Regions from separate parts of the Mus musculus genome. Here region 2 is linked to region 1. Evidence: chromatin contacts called from ENCODE POLR2A ChIA-PET data. All regions are on one chromosome and are shown on one strand. The core of a region is the stretch at or near the end of the contact, and the rest is flanking DNA. Distances in the headings are between cores, read along the strand shown.

Region 1 (3,234 bases), core at 433-2,932:
GGCAACATAGTGAGATCCTGTCTCAAAATAAATAAATAAATAAATAAATAAAAGAAAAAAGAGTAAATAAATAAATAAATAAACCGAAAAAAGAGTAAATAAATAAATAAATAAATAGAGAGAATGAAAAAGAGAAAGGTCTAGGGAAACATAAAGCACCCATCAAGTACTCAGCCGGGAGGACGGCTATGCAGCCAGGACCAGGACAGCTATGTAGCCAGGAGGACAGCTATGCAGCCGGGAGGACGGCCATGCAGACGGGAGTACCACTATGCAGCCCAGAGTACAGCTAGCACGAGTTCCCAGTTCCACTGTGCTTCCGCAGCTGTGCAGCTGTTGTCCACAACTCCAGCTTTAGGGGGCATGGTATGTGTTTACCCGCCCACACTGACTTGAGCCAAGTTAGTAAGGACACCCTCCTCCTGTGGGCCCCAAATCCTGAAGGCCCGGGAGATCTTTTTTGCCCTTTGTTTTCACTAAAAGTGAGAGTTGATCTTGGGATCCTGCCCATGCTAGGGAGTCCACGGGACATAACCTTACACATAGGTACTAAATTGACACTTTTGTAGTGTCTTGACGGGCGTGGAGACTCTGGAAAACCAGGGAAGGAAAAGTCAGGAAGAATGCACAACTTTGCCTCCCCAAAGGCCACATGGCTGCAACCTAAGGAAGAGTTAACTTTCAGGCCATTGGAGACAGCGTCCTGCCCGCAGGGGCAGCCCAGCCAATGACACTTAGTGTCGATGACGTCATGCACCTCCTGCGCCTTCTATTGGGGACTGGACAGCGAATCCTGCTGGAGGTTCAGGCAACGGAGCTGCAGAGCCCGTCCGTGGCAGAGGAAGGAGGAGGAGGAGGGCCAAGGACAAGAGAGCAGCAAATCGACCCAGAGTGGCTCCTGCCTCCTCCCTCTGCTCCCTGCTCCTCCAACAGAAGGTCCTCCTGGGGACTGCCCCACACTCACATCACAGAAGCAAAGCCACACAGCATTGGTTCAGAAAAGAGGAGCAAGGACTCCCTCTGCCACCTAACCTGCCCACTACACAAGGAGTGACTGGTGAGGGCTAGGGCTAGGGCTAGAACTCGGTATTTGAGTGCCTGTGCGCGCATGCGCACACAAACACAGGCGCACACACCAATAGTTTCCTTAGCACTACTTTCCCCACTCCTGACTCTCTTTCACCTGCCGGTAGATTGAAGGTCTGTGTCTGAGCCGCTGCCCACGACTGTCCCGTCCACTCTGCTGGGCTCTCTGGAAGGGAAGAGCAGGCAAGAGAACCTGTAGGCAGTGCTCAGCCCCTGCCCCACCCCTTTACCACAGTCCAGCAGCACAGCACTGGCTGCTCCAACCCACACCACTAGCTCCAAGAGGGACCCCTCCAGGGTGTCCTTTGAATTCCTTTCCAGACCAGCTTGTCTGTAACTCTCCCTGGTGGTCCCTCCCACCCACGACCCCAATCCACAGCCCCATCAGTTTCTCACGGTTCCACTCGGTTGGTAAATCTACGGCGCCACAGCATGGCCAAGCTGAACAGGAAGAGGGTGGTGCACATGGCTCAGCTGCCCCATCCCCACCGACGACCAACTCCGCTGAAGAAGGCCACAGGGCCGGGGAGCCACAATGGCCAGCCTACCTCTCCCAAGCCACCGCTGTGTTTCCTGAAGTTCCTGGGAAGGGATTAGGACGTTCAAGCTGATTAGTGGAGTGGGCAGACCTGACCTTGTGAAGAGAGATTAAACTCACCAGGCCCAAGATCTCCCCTCTAGTGGCAGAGTAAGTCAGCCTCCTTCAAGGCATGCCAGGTAACCCTGAGTGCCCCTCCAGAATGTTCTACCCAGAACATTCACTACTATCCGGGCTTTGGCATCAAGGCACGTAGTGCAATCGAGCTAAGTGAGCTACTTCCATACACTGTTAAATGTACCTGCAGAGCACTTGAGGACTTAGAAGCATCAAGGATAGCTTCAAAGAGGATCTGGGGCCTTGGCCCGGTGACAAAGACCTGTAAGCCACTGGGGAGGGGAGGAGCACCTCAAGTTCAAAGCCTGGCTGAGCTCCAGAGAGCTCTGAGGCCAGCCTGGGAAACCTAATGAGAGTGTCTCAAAGAGCTCTGAGGCGATAACTCTGTAGCAGAGTACTTGCCTGGGGTTCCAAGGCCCTAAGTTCAGTCTCCCATACGGGAGAGAAAGAGTGAGCTATCACAGGAGGTGTCTGAACGTGCAGGTGCCAGAGAAGGACGGGCCCTCAGCCAACTCTGCCGGGCTGCTGACATGAAAGCTTGCCAGTCTTCAGGGACCGAGGCTGCGAGGCAGGGGAGTTGCACTGTCGCAGCCAAGGCAGGAGAGAATGGCAGAGAGGAGAAGAGATGGATGATGGGACCAGGAGGACCAGAGAGTAGAGCGTGTGTGTGTGTGTGTGTGTGTGTGTGTGTGTGTGTGTGTGAGTGTGTGTGTGTGTGTGCTCGAGCACGTGTGTGCGTGTGTGTGAGAGTATGTGCATGTGTGTGAGAGTGTGTGCGTGCACATGTGTGTGTGCGTGTGTGTGTGCGTGTGTGTGTGTGTGTGTGTGTGTGTGTGTGTGCATGCGTGCGCGTGCACCAGGCCTCCCCTGCACCTTCTGAGCTTTCCTAATTACACTCCCTTTGCAGTAAAAGGCAGAGTCGAGGTGTGCACACAGACAGAACTATAAATTCTATCTTATATAACAATCTTATGTAATTTAGATACAAATTATAAGCTTATCAATTATATACTAGACTACTGTACCAATATAATCCTATGTTATGGAGATACAACAGTCAGAGGAGAAGTTGAGAATCGATAGAAATACTCTTTGCACATCCCACCTGGACCTCCTGGGCAACTAGCTGCCTTGGGCAGTAGGGCTTGAGTCAGCAACACAGGGCTGAGACAAGGGCTGAGTGATGCTGGGACCTAAACCCACCTGGGCCATCACCTCTCCAGGACCTTCAGTTTTCCTTCCTAAACAAGGTGGGAGGTAATGTCTCCTGGCCAGGAGTAACATCAGACACCCCAACCCTGAGCTCCAGGGAGCAGCCTGCTGGGCCTATAAAGGTTCTTGTTAACCCTCTGTGACTGAACCTTCAAGTCTGTGTTTTTTAAATTTAAAATTTTTTTGTTATTAGTGTGTGTGTGTGTGTGTGTGTGTGTGTGTGTGTGTGTGTGTGTGTGTGTGTGAGAAAGGACAGCTTGTAAGAGTCAATCTCGGGCTGG
Region 2 (3,234 bases), core at 321-2,820, 200 kb before region 1:
TAAGCTCCTGATGACAGTTTGCTGTGTGGAAGATAAAACTAATCAACAAAAATGTCTTGCCATCTCCCTCCCCGCAGGAAAGTCTAAATACTCAAAAAAAATGTTATGATCCACACCTCTCACCCAAGCCCACCATGAGAGGAGAAAAAAACCGACTCAATTGCCGCAGAAGATATACTCGAGATGGGGAAACAGATAATCAACTGTACCCACAAGCCACCCAAGCACTAAATACAGAGTTTAACATTCACAAAAATTAAAGTAACTATGGTCCATACTCAAATTGCAAGCCGCATCTGAGTATTAAACGAAAGTGTTTAACACCACGTAAACGCGAAATATCTGATACACAAAATTAAGAAAACGAGAAAGGGTAGGCTGAAAAACAGGAGGTGCAATCTTGGCGTGGTAGCGGACATAAACGTTTATTGTCACAGCTGGAATGCATTCAGACGGGCATTCAAAGGAAGGAGTACAGATTCCAACTCACCGCCACATTTCCACAAGTCTGAAAGGCGGTGAACATAAACATAAAGGCAACTCCTAAAATAACGATGTTGAAAAGCTTTTTAGACTCCGGGGACATTTTGGCTCCGCTTGCTCAGAGGCCAGCAGCGGCCCAGGACAGTCACCTCTTCTCCTCCAGTCGAACCCCCTGACAGCCCTGAGGGAAGAAACCAGATGAGAGAACCACGAAGCCAGACTGCCGATTTCCAATCTTGGGATGGGAATCGTGGGTTTAAGGGAAATCTCTCCCCACCGGTACAGTCGGGACCCTCCGGGGACGCGACCGAGTGCAGAGGAGACCCGGGGTCTACCCGCCGCAACTCCAGTTGCAGGGAACGGGATCCGGGGCAAGGACGAGCAGTAGCAGCTGCTGGGGCCCGCCCTCCCGGCCTGACTCACAGCAGATCACGAGACCGGTCAGCTGACCAGAGTCTGGTCGCAGCGCCCGCCGGGAAATGTAGTCCCGGCGCCCCGTGGGGGGAGGGGAGGGTACGGCCGCACGCTGTGGCTAGCGCGTACTTTAGGTCTACACTACCCGTCCCTTCGTAGAGAGCAAAGGCCCCGAGAAGTGAAACCAAGGCAGCGAGCCTCAGTCAGGAGCGGCGGGAGAGGGGAACGTGAGGTGGCCCCGGGACACAGAGAGGCAAAAGAGAGCGCAAGAACCGGCTCTGACAGGCGGGACTGAAGGCTGGGCGGAACGGCGCGTGGAGCCCGGGCATTGGCGTGGGGAAGGGGCGGGGCTCTGGTGGGGCGCGCTTCCTCTTTCTCCCTCCATAGAGCCTCGTTCTTCCCCTTCCCCGCGCTCTCGCGGACGCACCCACGGTAGAGCATTTGGCGGGCTTTCTAACTGCCTTCTCTGGCTGCTCCCCCGCCCCACCGCAGTGACTGCGCGCTTTCCGCCCGCCCGCCGCGCGGTGCGCAGGCGCACCTGGGAGGGGCGGGGCGCGCGGCGGCGACGTTACGCAACACGGCCGAATGGGCCAATCAGGAGATTCATTTCCGGGTGGCGCGGGCGCCATTTTGTAAGGGTGGGTATAAATGCGCGCTGGGGCCCGCCCGCTCGCTTAGTTGCTGCTCAGGCGTCCGTCAGGTTCGGGTGCTCTGCGGCGGCCTTGCGGCTCCCTCCCTACCCACGAGGACTGTAGCTACCGAGCGCCTGACGGAGCTGCGTTTCCGGAGAGCGAGGGCCTGTCCGGGGCGTTAGGGTCTCGGCGCCGCTTCGCAGCCATGAGCTACGGCCGCCCGCCTCCCGATGTGGAGGGCATGACCTCCCTCAAGGTGGACAACCTGACCTACCGCACCTCGCCCGACACCCTGAGGCGCGTCTTCGAGAAATACGGGCGCGTCGGCGACGTGTACATTCCGCGGGACCGCTACACCAAGGAGTCCCGGGGCTTCGCCTTCGTCCGGTTCCACGACAAGCGCGACGCCGAAGACGCCATGGACGCCATGGACGGGGCGGTGCTCGACGGCCGCGAGCTGCGGGTGCAGATGGCGCGCTACGGCCGCCCGCCCGACTCGCACCACAGCCGCCGGGGCCCGCCACCCCGTCGGTACGGCGGCGGCGGCTACGGGCGGCGGAGCCGCAGGTGAGCGGGGCCCGGGGCGGAGCGGGAGGCGGACGGGCACAAAGGTACGCGGAGCACGTGGAGCCAGCCCCTCCCTCGCGGCCGGGGTGGCAGCAGGGCCGGGCCACTCCGTGCGAGACCCCGCCTCGCGGCAAGGGAAATGGCGCCTGGCAGCCAGATAATGGCGGCGGGGCGGGCGGGGCGGGACCGGCGGCCTGCAAGCTCACCCTGTCGCTTCGTTCACGTCCCACTCGCAGCCCTCGGCGACGCCGGCGCAGCCGATCTCGAAGCCGGAGTCGGTCCAGGTCGCGAAGCCGCTCCCGCTACAGCCGCTCCAAGTCTCGGTCCCGCACTCGCTCGCGCTCCAGATCAACCTCCAAGTCCAGATCTGCCCGAAGATCCAAGTCCAAGTCCTCCTCCGTCTCCAGATCCCGCTCGAGGTCAAGGTCCAGGTCGCGATCGAGAAGCCCTCCGCCCGTGTCGAAGCGAGAGTCCAAGTCTAGGTCGCGGTCCAAGAGCCCACCCAAGTCTCCAGAAGAAGAGGGAGCAGTTTCTTCCTAAGAAAATGGTAATGTCTGCGGGAATCTGAGACACGCCCTAACTCCCGTGGGGTATGGAGTAGGTTTTTTGAGCCTTGTTAGCATAAAGACTCCTGGTGTTAAGAGTACTACTGCTCTGAAGTTACTCAGCTTTGGGAGTGATGCTGAAGAGGGGTCTGCAGAGAGGATTGTGTAAAGCTTAGATAGTAATGGCTGTTTCATGCTGTTTGAGACCTATTAATGAAAATGACTATTTCTTGCTGTTTTTATCCAACGTCTGCATTTTCCCCCTTTAAAGCTGCGGTCTCCTGTTTTATCAAAGAATATTGGCCAGTATTGCAGATTTTAACTGATTTGGCTGATCCTCCAGGGACCAGTTTCTGTGGGCGTGTATTGGAGCAGGTTTGTCTTTAAATGTTAAAGATGCACTATCCTCATAGAGAAAAACATTCAGTGCAACTGTTGTTGTGCTGACTGGGACTTCTTACTCTAATGGATGTGGCAAAGGAATTGCAATTAAGAAGCAATGAACTTTTGGAACCCCAAAAGAAAGTTACAGGTATTGATCCGCACCGGGTGGGGAAAGGATAGTGTGTCTTTAACTCTAAATTGTTTGGTCC

Evidence for each region. ChIA-PET counts read pairs that join two places held with the same protein, here RNA polymerase II (POLR2A).
Region 2: POLR2A ChIA-PET joins it to region 1 with 16 read pairs in embryonic stem cell. The contact joins the promoter of Srsf2 here to the promoter of Prcd in region 1. POLR2A ChIA-PET finds 5 or more read pairs at or near these places in 2 of 5 experiments (Patski and embryonic stem cell).

What each region holds. Positions count from the first base shown.
Region 1 is chr11:116,655,556-116,658,789 of GRCm38, reverse strand. It overlaps Prcd (photoreceptor disc component), which reads right to left and starts at 1,682. Exons shown (of 5, transcript NM_001163318.1): 1 at 1,483-1,682; 2 at 1,184-1,252. The coding sequence starts at 1,553.
Region 2 is chr11:116,851,430-116,854,663 of GRCm38, reverse strand. It overlaps Srsf2 (serine and arginine-rich splicing factor 2), which reads left to right and starts at 1,570. Exons shown (of 3, transcript NM_011358.2): 1 at 1,570-2,096; 2 at 2,333-2,643. The coding sequence starts at 1,735. The coding sequence ends at 2,636. It overlaps Mfsd11 (major facilitator superfamily domain containing 11), which reads right to left and starts at 664. Exons shown (of 13, transcript NM_178620.4): 1 at 491-664; 2 at 1-21. The coding sequence starts at 586.